Regions from separate parts of the Homo sapiens genome. Here region 1 is linked to region 2. A link is an interaction called in ENCODE POLR2A ChIA-PET data of the cell type or tissue named here. Cell type or tissue: OCI-LY7. All regions are shown on one strand. Each heading gives the region's core, and the rest is flanking DNA. Links, peaks and the distances in the headings are about the cores only. Region 1 has its middle 14 kb from the start of OR9A2. Region 2 overlaps CASP2 (caspase 2).

Region 1 (5,380 bases), core at 245-5,244, 300 kb before region 2:
GGGAAAATAATCCATATATGTTTTCTTGGTTGGGCGCAGTGGCTCACACCTGTATCCCAGCACTTTGGGAGGCTGAGGCAGGTGGATCACGAGGTCAGGAGTTCGAGACCAGTCTGGCCAACGTGGTGAAACCCCGTCTCTACTAACAACATAAAAATTAGCCGGGTGCAGTGGTGCATGCCTGTATTCCCAGCTACTTGGGAGGTTGAGGCAGGAGAATCACTTGAACCCAGGAGGCGGAGGTTGTGGTGAGCCGAGATTGCACCACTGCACTCCAGCCTGGGCAACAGGGCGAGACTCCAACTCAAAGAAAAAAAAAAGAATAGATATGTGTGTTCTTTCCCTTGCACTGTTTCCTCCCTAGTCTACCTTCTGTTTTGTCATTCAGCAGACCCAAGCTCAATTCCTAGCACGGACATGACTAACCATGTAACCAATGATTTATTGTCCAAATTCAAAGAAAAAAGAAATCCAAAGATCAAAGAAAAGTGTAGATGATCTCAGATGGCTCTTCCACCTCTGAAGCTTATGGCCAGATGTGAACCTGCTCCTTTAAATGTGAACCTCCTCCTTATGGCCGGATGTGAACCTGCTCCTTAAATGTGAACCTCCTCTTTATGGCCGGATGTGAACCTGCTCCTTAAATGTGAACCTGCTCCTTAAATGTGAACCTGCTCCTTATGGCCAGATGTGAACCTGCTCCTTTAAATGTGAACCTCCTCCTTATGGCCGGATGTGAACCTGCTCCTTAAATGTGAACCTGCTCCTTAAATGTGAACCTGCTCCTTATGGCCAGATGTGATCCTGCTCCTTTAAATGTGAACCTCCTCTTTATGGCCGGATGTGAACCTGCTCCTTAAATGTGAACCTGCTCCTTAAACGTGAACCTGCTCCTTATGGCCAGATGTGAACCTGCTCCTTTAAATGTGAACCTCCTCCTTATGGCCGGATGTGAACTTGCTCCTTAAATGTGAACCTGCTCCTTATGGCCAGATGTGAACCTGCTCCTGTATTTTTTATGTTCTTCATCTCCTAAGAAGTGGTCCCTCTCATAGTCACAGGAGTGGATACCTGACCTAAGCTCATACAACTCAGAATGGGTAGAGCTGAGACTTGGGCCTAAGTCTGGCTGTAAATTCCATGTTTTTCCACGAATTGTTTTCCAATGATGAGACGAAATTCAGGGGAAAGAATCTGGGCCTCTGAGAAAGCTACTCTTCTGCACTTATAGCCTCTCCAGAGTAGTTTTCTGATCAAATTTTAAAGTGTTCTGGGAGGCTTCAGGAAAGTAGCTCATCCGTGAGAAAGAAAGAAAATAACCTGGCAGAAGCTGGTTACCTTCTGAAATCCCAACTCCTGAGCGGGGAGTTCTTGCTTGTAAGATCGCTTTCTGAATGTCCTCATGGTTGACTTAACATCAGCTGAGTCTTCTATGAAATGTCTATTTAACGTGACTAGAAATGCATGCCAAGAGATTAACGCTGAGCGGGGCCAAGTCCCAGCTGAAAACGGGTGTAAGACGCAGGGGACCCAAGATTTTCTGCCTGATGATACTTACTTTTCTTTCAAACATGAAATAAAACATACCCCCCACAGGGGATCCACCCTTCTTTTGCTCCCCCATCTAATTAGAAAGATTGACTTGTCTAATGATATAAATTGGCCAGTATCTTCTTTATATGGATTATCTTTATAATTTTTCCCTTGAGTTAAAATAAATGTATGATGTGTTGATATAAATTGGAGTGGGAAATTGGAGAGATGAGGAAGATGGAGAGAGTTATGAGTAGATATCTATCTAAGTTACTTATTTCCCCCTCCAGGCCCAGTTGGCTGTTCCTCCTCTGTGCTGCCATGCTCCCCTGCACACTCCTCTGTGGGGTGCTTGTGACCATGTGCTGTTCACTGACTCGTCCCTCTCCGTCACTGTACTGAGCTCTTGGATGGATGAGCTGGATTTCATCTCTGAGTTCTCAGTGCCTAGCATAAGGCCTGATGCTGAATGAGTATTCATTCAGAGTGTGTATGTGCGTGTGTGCGTGTGTGTGTGAGAGAGAGAGAGGAAGAAGGAGAGGGAGAATGGGGGGTGGAAGTGAAGGGGAAAAGAGAAAAGTAAAAAGGGGAAAAGGGAGAAGAAAAGAAGTAAAAAATGAAGGAACGAGGCCAGGCGCAGTGGCTCATGCCTGTAATCCCAGCACTTTGAGAGGCCACGGTGGGTGGAACACCTGAGGTCAGGAGTTCGAGACCAGCCTGGCCAACATGGTAAAACCCTGTCTTTACTAAAAATACAAAAAGTAGCCGGTCATGGTGGTGGGTGCCTATAATCCCAGCTACTCAGGAGACTGAGGCAGGAGAATAGCTTGAATCCAGGAGGCAGAGGTTGCAGTGAGCCGAGATCATGCCATTGAACTCCAGCCTGGGTGACAGAGTGAGACTCAGTCTCAAAAAAAAGAGGGAACGACTGTGAGATACGTCTGGATCAGCACTTCATTCCTTACCTGACTCCTGTAGATTTCTCTAATAAGAGGCCCATTCATGGTGCTTTGGATCTCTGGGAATAAGTTTTAACTCACATATTACTCTATACCACAGCCCTCGACATATCTGAATATTCCTCTGTCTCCAGTGATGGTTACTCATGTAGATGGCTGTAGGGGAAAAATCGGGGAACTGCTACTAGACATACTTGTCATGGTGTCGCAGGGCCCTACCTCTGGTGCCTCAGATTCCTTTTCGTTTGATAGATCGTGGGTCTGTGGACTAGCTCAAATCTGGAGATTTGGCAAAGGATCCTGACTTTCCAGTGGGGTGACTGTCCTTAGCCTTTTTCTTCTACATTCTTGATCTCTTTCAGTTATGTATATTCAGCAGAACTCTTGTTAGCTGCCCACACAGCCTGCCTCAAGAACACTATGTTCTGTGAGCCATCTCCAAAGATCCCTGCAATTCAGCCTGCTCCTATCTACCAGTTCAACCTTTCTGCCCAATAGGGTAAGTCCACCCGCTTTGCATCTGACAGTTAAGCACTGCCACCTGGCCTCTGCTGTTCTAGTTATCCATGTCCCCTTGCTACTAGAGAACTCAGTTCTGTAACAGCAGCTCCTAACATAATCCACCCCAGCTAATACTTTCTTTTACAGCACATTCTTTTTAATCATCTTGCTAGGCAGAGTGTCCTCCAGGTCTCCTTGGGAACATGATCAGCCGATAGGCTTTTCGGTCTTACATAGTAGATCCATTATAGCATTTCCACTCTTCTAAGCCTTTTGATCCTTTCCTTTATCGTCTTCCAAGGCAATTTTTGGCATCTCCGCTTAATTTAATGAAGGATGTTACTTTTTCCAAGCTTCCATGAGTCAGCAAATAGCATATATTTGACTCATTTTCCAAGCTCCTTGCCAGCGTATTAAATCCTGCATGATGGGAGAGTGGCTTCATGTTAACAAACTCTTCCTTATCCAGCTTTATCTTCCAGTCACCCCCTGGATCCACTGGCCTCTGGATCCACCCACAGGCATCTCTCCTAGTACCTGCTAGTGCACATTGGCCCATTCTTGCAGGAGCTCTGGGGTACAAAATCTCTTTTCTGTGAGCAGCCTCAGATCTTCCCCAGCTTATGTTGATATTTAACCCTGTGTATGAATCGGGTAGAAGGAGAAGAGGAGGGAGCAGTTTCTGAGGAAGACAAGCATCGTCTCGTAAGGCACCAACTTTATTTGAACTCTTTGCATATTCCTAAAGTAAGAGAGGGTGCCATATCTTCCAATAAGGGAATGAGATATTTCTGCAGCCCAAGGGAGTTCAGAGAAATCTGGGTGTTCAAAGTTCTCAACTGCATTTATCTAGAAATCTTTACACCAAGACTGAGTCCCACTCATTCCCTATCATGAGCCAGTCTTTGCTACAGGAGATTTGGTTAGACTGAATGAATCTTCTTTGAAATTCTGTTACTTTTACAGTTCAATTCTGAGTCTTCTCTTCACTTTGTCAGCCCTTTGACTGCAGGGAGTGTCTCTTTAATTGCTGCCAAAGAAGCTTTCTGACTCTCATACCTTTAAGTAGAGCTGAGCGTGTCATTTTCTCTCCTCAACAATGTTGGGGCACTTAGCAAACATTGACTGAATTCCACAGTCCTTATAGTTACTGTTTTCCTTGAACCTTTCAAATACTGGTGCAAAGAGGAGAAAATCTTAACAACTGCATTCACTCCATCATCTCATTGCTCTGGGGTCTATCAGTACCTCCGCTGATGCAGTTCTCTCTGACATCTGCCAGCAAGTGACCCACCTCCAGATTGTCTGCTTTTAGAACCACTTCCAAGAGACTTGGATTGGGCTCCCTAGGAGCGGAGCCTGAGACAGGGATTCCTGTGGAAGTGACATATGGTAGAAATGCTGTCTGGGAAAAGGGAGGAAGGCAAGCAGGATAAGCCAAGGGCAGAGAGCTAACCCGGGATATGGTTTCAGCCACATCCCATAGGACCTCCATAGAGGTGATCTTGTGATGAAACCAGTGGAATGGCTTTTTGTATCTCTCTGTCAGGCAGTCTGCCTCGGGCTGTGGGGATTTTTTGGGGAGGGGTAGAGTATAAATTTGCATGAGGTGGTTTCTGTTCAGCCTACTGTGATTCCCTGAAGGGGAGGTTGTAAGCATTTTTAGAAGACAATTCTCACAGTAGCAGGGGGGTGGGTGTTAGAGTGTGAGTGTGGGGCAGAGAAGCATCAACAGCTCCCAATTCCATGACATGTTCCAAAAAGTCACCTAAGAGAAGACAGAACTTTTTGATATTTAGGGAGAGAAAAGTCTAATACACAAACGGATTTGGCTTAAGCAACTGGACAGAAGATCCCAACATCAAGGAAATGTCAAAGCTATAGATAAATTGTGTGTTTGCATGTATAGGGTTAGATCCCTGGTTAATTCTCATTAAATTATAAGTTTTTGTTGTCCTCAGGACTGCTGCTAACATCCCATTCTCAAAAAGTGAACAGGAGGCAAAAATAAAAGTTAAAGAAAAAAGCTTTATCCCCTTTACCCTAATTCTGGAAAAGAGCATCCAAGTATTTATGTAATGGTGAAGAAGAGAAAACAAATTTAAAATCTGGTCATTTCTCTAAGAATGGTATTTAGTGTTAACCATATGAAAGAAATTGCCAGTAAATCTAGGGAAAAAGGGTATATGTATGTATGTATGGGTGATTTTGTGGAAAACTGTTCAAAACAGTTTTGAACCGTGCAGGTTCATGGCCTTCAGAACAATAAAAAATAAATTCAGGAGAAAAAGTTGCAAACAAATTGTTTTACCAAGACCACATGGTCCAGGCATACTGGAAATAATGACCAAGAGATGAAGAATTATCCCTCATACAAATATCTATCT
Region 2 (5,380 bases), core at 111-5,110:
TATCCCTGCTTATCTGAAACTTCCCAACTTCCCTGTTCTTTAAGACTTTTTTTTTTTTTTTTTTTTTTTTTGAGACAGAGTCTCGCTCTGTCGCCCAGGCTGGAGGGCAGTGGCACGATCTCAGCTCACTGCAAGCTCCAACTCCCGGGTTCACGCCATTCTCCTGCCTCAGCCTTCCAAGTAGCTGGGACTACAGGTGCCCGCCACCGTGCCCGGCTAATTTTTTTGTATTTTTAGTAGAGACAGGGTTTCACCATGTTAGCCGGGATGGTCTTGATCTCCTGACCTCATGATCCACCCACCTCAGCCTCCCAAAGTGTTGGGATTACAGGCGTGAGCCACTGCGCCCGGGCAAGACCTTTTTTTAAAAAAAAAAAAAAAAAAACTTCCATTCTTTCTTCCTCCAGTCTGTTCTCACATAACAGAGTAGTTTTGGTTTTTAATTTTTTTTGGTTGTTTGCTGTTTTTTGTTTTTTAAGGTGAGTTCTCACTATGTTTCTCAGACTGGTCTCGAACTCCTGGCCTCAAGCCATCTTCCCGCCTCAGCCTCTCAAATAGCTGGGCTTACAGGCATGAGCCACCACACCTGGCCAGGATTTGGTTGTTTAAATATAAATCTGATCACCCCCCTGCTTAGAACCCTTCTGCTTTCTATTACCCCTCATTTAAAATGTAAACTCTTCACCTTGGTTTATGAGAACTGGTTCTTGCCTTCCCCTTGAACCTCATTAAATGGTGATTTCTTGCTAAGCTCCAGCCCGAGTGGTCTCCTCTCAGCTTCTAATTTTGTGCTCTTTCCTGCCCTTTTCCTGGGCCTTCTCAGCTCTCCACCCCCACCACTCTTGACTCAGGTGGTGTCCTTCTTCCTCAAGTCTTGACAATTCCCGGGCCCTTCAGTCCCTGAGCAGTCTACTTCTGTGTCTGTCACCACATCTTGTCTTTTCCCCTCATTGCATTTATTGCAGTTTATATATATGCTACTTTTACTTGTTCATTTCTGTCTCCCCTACCAGGCTGTAAATGAGGGCAGAAACCTTGTTTGTTTTATTCACCATCATGTACCAAGTGCTTGGCACATAGTGGGCCTTCATTAAATGTTTGTTGAATAAAAGAGGGAAGAAGGCAAGCCAACCTTAGCTACAATCCTACCTTTTGATAAAATGTTCCTTTTGACAATATACACGGATTATTATTTGTACTTTGTTTTTCCATGTGTTTTGCTTTTATCCACTGGCATTTTTAGCTCCTTGAAGACATATCATGTGTGAGATAACTTCCTTCACATCTCCCATGGTCCCTAGCAAAATGCTAGGCCTGTAGTAGTCAAGGTGCTCAATAAATATTTGTTTGGGTGGTTTGTGAGCCTTGCTGCCAAGTCCTGCCTTTGGGTCGACATAGTATGGAAGTATTTGAGAGAGAGAACCTTTCCACTCCCACTGCCAGGATTTTGTATTGCCATCGGGTGCCAAATAAATGCTCATATTTATTACTGATGTGTGCTCAATATCTGTTTCTGTAGATACTCAGTCCTCTGAAGCCCACAGATTTCGTTTCCTTAGCCCCTTACACTGCAGCATTCCTTACCACCTCACAAGGCATACCCAGACCTGAAAACCCTTCTTATTTTGCTGCTGTGATCCTGTAAATATATGCAGGTGTGGGCCCATCTCAGTTTGCGTAGTCCTGGGATTTCTCACAGATGAAATGGAAGTTATTAGCAAACAGTGCTGGTTCTTGATTATTTAGACTATGAGATGTAGGCTGCCATAACAGATTGGGCTGGAATAGAAGGATGGGAGAGTGAAGATAGTAAAATTCCATTTCTTACCTGGTTGCATTTAAGGTCTTCTAGAGTGGGCATAGATTGTAAGAGAATTCTAGTGCAGCATAGAAGAGATCAAAGCAATGAATTTGTGTAAGTTGGGATATTTTGGGGGTGCATTGTATCTAAAGGATATGCCTGAGAGGTAAGTGCAGGTGCAGATGGGCCATGGAATTTGGCAAGAGATGGAATGTTCTGTAGGAACTTTGTACAGAAGTTTTGGTAGGAAACAAAACTTTTTTTTTTAAATACGGGATTTCACCATGTTGGCCAGGCTGGTCTCTAACTCCTGGCCTCAAGTGATCAGCCCGCTTCGGCCTCCCAAAGTGCTAGGATTATAGGTATGAGCCACCTATAACAAACCAGAAACAAAACTTTTTTGTTTGGTAGGAAACAGCTGTGGGAGCTGGAAATATTGTTGAGTCATACAGAGAAGGGTATGGCAGTCTAGGAAGAGCAGAAGGGGATTGAGGTGAGCTGAAGCACCTCGGCAGATAGAGCAGAATTTGGTACAGAACACTGGAGACAAAAGGGCATGAAAAATGGACTGAAACTGGTTGGTTGTACTGCAAGAAAAACAACCATGGGATAGCCTCAAGGGAAGGATACAAAATCTAGGACAGGCGAAGAAATTATGGAAATAGTGGAAGTAAGATAAATACCCATTTTCAGGATAGGAAGCATTTTCAGTGGTGTGATATGTTTGAGAATTACAGAGCAGTATCTCTGAACTGGATTCCATGTCCTCCCCGCCCCCCAACCCCCTTGCCCTTGAATAAGGGTATGAGGTTGAATTTCACAGCTCTGCTCCCTTCTGCTTACCTCTGCCAGAGGATTCTCTTCTAAAATTATTCCCCTCCCAGAGCTGGGGGCTGCCCTCTGCTGCCCTCCTCCATCCTGTTTCCTCTAATAGGGAAAAGGAAAACAGGAAGAAGGAAAAACTGTAATATCAGACCAAAGCTGATTTTTTTTTAATTTTTAAAATTTTATTCTATAAAATAGAGATGAGGTCTCACTATGTTGTTCACACTGGTTTCAAACATCTGGGTTCAAGTGATCCTCCTACCTCGGCCTCCCAGAGTACTGGGATCACAGACATGAGCCACCACACCCAACCAAAGCTGTGATATTAAGAATGGTGCCAGACTGGCCGGGCGCAGTGGCTCATGCCTGTAATCCCAGCACTTTGGGAAGCTGAGGCAGGTGGATCACCTGGGCTCAAGAGTTTGGGACCAGCCTGGGCAAAATGGCAAAACCCCGTCTCTAAAAAATAAAGAATGAGGCCAGGCACAGTAACACATACGTATAGTACCAGCTACTCAAGAGGCTAAGGAGAGAGGATTGCTTGAGCCCAGGAGTTGAAAACCAGCCTAGGCAACATAGTGAGACCCCCATCTTTAAAAAAAAAAAAAAAAAAACACACACACAACACAAGAGGAAAGACGTCTAATCTGAGAAGGAGGAAGACATTAATAATAGCTACAACTGTTTGAGTCCTTGGTATGTTGTAGGCATTGAGAGGAGCTTTCCATTTCATCTTCCCCATGCTTCTGTGAAGGAGTCATTTTCCCTTTTGTTTTTGAAACAATTTTGCTGTTGTTGCCCAGGCTGGAGTACAATGGCGTGATCTCAGCTCACTGCAACGTCTGCCTCCCAGGTTCAAGCGATTCTCCTGTCTCAGCCTCCCGAGTAGCTGTGATTACAGGCACACGCCACCACACCCAGCTAATTTTTGTATTTTTAGTAGAGATGGGATTTCACCATGTTGCCCAGGCTGGTCTTGAACTCCTGAGCTCAGGTGATTCACCCACCTCAGCCTCCCAAAGTGCTGGGATTATAGGCGTGAGTGAGCCACCGCGCCTGGCCACAAATGTAGCTTTAACGGTATGGACTCTAGAATTCAGTAGATCTGATTTTGAATGCCGGCTCTGCCTTTGAAGATATTGGAGACCTTGATCAAGGTAGCTAACACAGCCCCAATTTCCCTTATTTGAAAATGAGGAAAATTGTGTCTACCTTCCAATGTCCCTATGAGGATTAAATGTGATGATGCATGTAAATCACATGGTGTTAATGCATAAAAAATGCTTGATAAATGTTAACTCACAGAATGAGCTTCAGTTTAATATGAGTGAACAGTTCTTACTATGAATCAAACACTATAGCACATTTTTGTTTTGTTTTGAGATGGGGTCTCACTCTGTCGTGAGGCTGGAGTGCAGTGGTGTGATCTCGGCTCACTGCAATCTCCGTCTCCCGGGTTCAAGTGATTCTCCTACCTCAGCCTCCCGAGTAGCTGGGATTACAGGCGCACGCCACCACGCCCAGCTAATTTTTGTATTTTAAGCACAGACGGGATTTCACCATGTTGGCCAGGATGGTCTCAATCTCTTGACCTCGTTATCCACCCACCTTGGCCTCCCAAAGTGCTGAGATTACAGGTGTGAGCCACCGCACCCAGCCTATAGCATGTTTTTTTGCATGTGTTATTTTATCTTCTTAACCCTCTAGTTACTTCCTTTCTGAGGAAACTGAGGTCAGGATGTGAAACCAAAGCTGTCAGTTTGAGCGTATGCTAACAGCCTTGCTTCTGTGACTTATTCTGGCATGAAGGATTTTTTTCTTCCTTTTTTTGGGCTGTAAGATTCCTCCCATTGGGCTGTGGGAATGAAACTGAGACCCAAACCTTATTCCATCTTAAGTCCTAATTAGGTAGGAGTTTGGGGGAAAATGTATCATGTTTGAAAAGCCAGAAGGGGGAGAAGGAGACCTGTCGAATACTACAGGGAAAGCCTGACGTGCAGGGGATGGGAAAGGACTAAGGATGCTTAAAGAATAAGGAGGCTGGCTGGGCGTGGTGGCTCACGCCTGTAATCCCAGCACTTTGGGAGTCCGAGGCGGGCGGATCATGAGGTCAGGAGATCTAGACCATCCTGACTAACACGGTGAAACCCCATCTCTACTAAAACATACAAAAAATTAGCTGGGCGTGGTGGCGGGCGCCTGTAGTCCCAGCTACTCCGGAGGCTGAGGCAGGAGAATGGCGTGAACCCGGGAGGCGGAGCTTGCAGTGAGCCGAGATCGCGCCACTGCACTCCAGCCTGGGCGACAGAGCGAGACTCCGTCTCAAAAAAAAAAAATAAAAAAGAATAAGGAGGCAAGCCACAATAAAGAGGAGAGGAGACATGACCGCCAGTGGCATACAATACAAAGTGTCTTCAGAGGAAGTTGTAGCTTAGCTGAAATTTCAGAAAGTAGGTGGCCACGGGTTCCATGGCTGCCTGGATATGCAGAGGGAAAGTGATGACTGAAAACACCTTTAAAGAACATAAGGGTTTTACTGCCCACTATGCTGGGGAGGCCAGACTGGAAGACGTGAGAGTCTGAAAACAAGGGTGTAACCCAGAAAGAAAATTCTTTCACCTATACCCAACACAAAACTTCTCCTCCATGTATCTTGCATGGCAACTTTTTACGATTTTCCTTCAAATAGCAATTCTATAAGCCTATGGGCTTTTAAACTTTTTGTATAATGGACCCTAGGATGATCTATTTAAA

Evidence for each region. Peaks named below come from ENCODE experiments on the same cell type or tissue, not always from the same donor. Only the 100,000 strongest peaks of a DNase experiment are listed, where the experiment ranks them.
Region 1: POLR2A ChIA-PET joins it to region 2 with 11 read pairs; 3 of 35 experiments call an interaction of 5 or more read pairs at or near these places.

The regions. Positions count from the first base shown.
Region 1 is chr7:143,010,695-143,016,074 of GRCh38, forward strand. No RefSeq gene overlaps it. Among named protein-coding and RNA genes, the nearest start is that of OR9A2, 14 kb to the right of the region's middle. In OCI-LY7, for the core only: no CTCF peak of the experiment used is centred there; DNase peaks (open chromatin) are centred at 3,017 and 4,597; H3K4me3 peaks cover 2,244 bases; H3K27ac peaks cover 2,612 bases.
Region 2 is chr7:143,306,204-143,311,583 of GRCh38, forward strand. It overlaps CASP2 (caspase 2), which reads left to right. Exons shown (of 11, transcript NM_032982.4): 11 at 1-1,493. Among named protein-coding and RNA genes, the nearest start is that of CLCN1, 7.2 kb to the right of the region's middle. In OCI-LY7, for the core only: no CTCF peak of the experiment used is centred there; no DNase peak of the experiment used is centred there.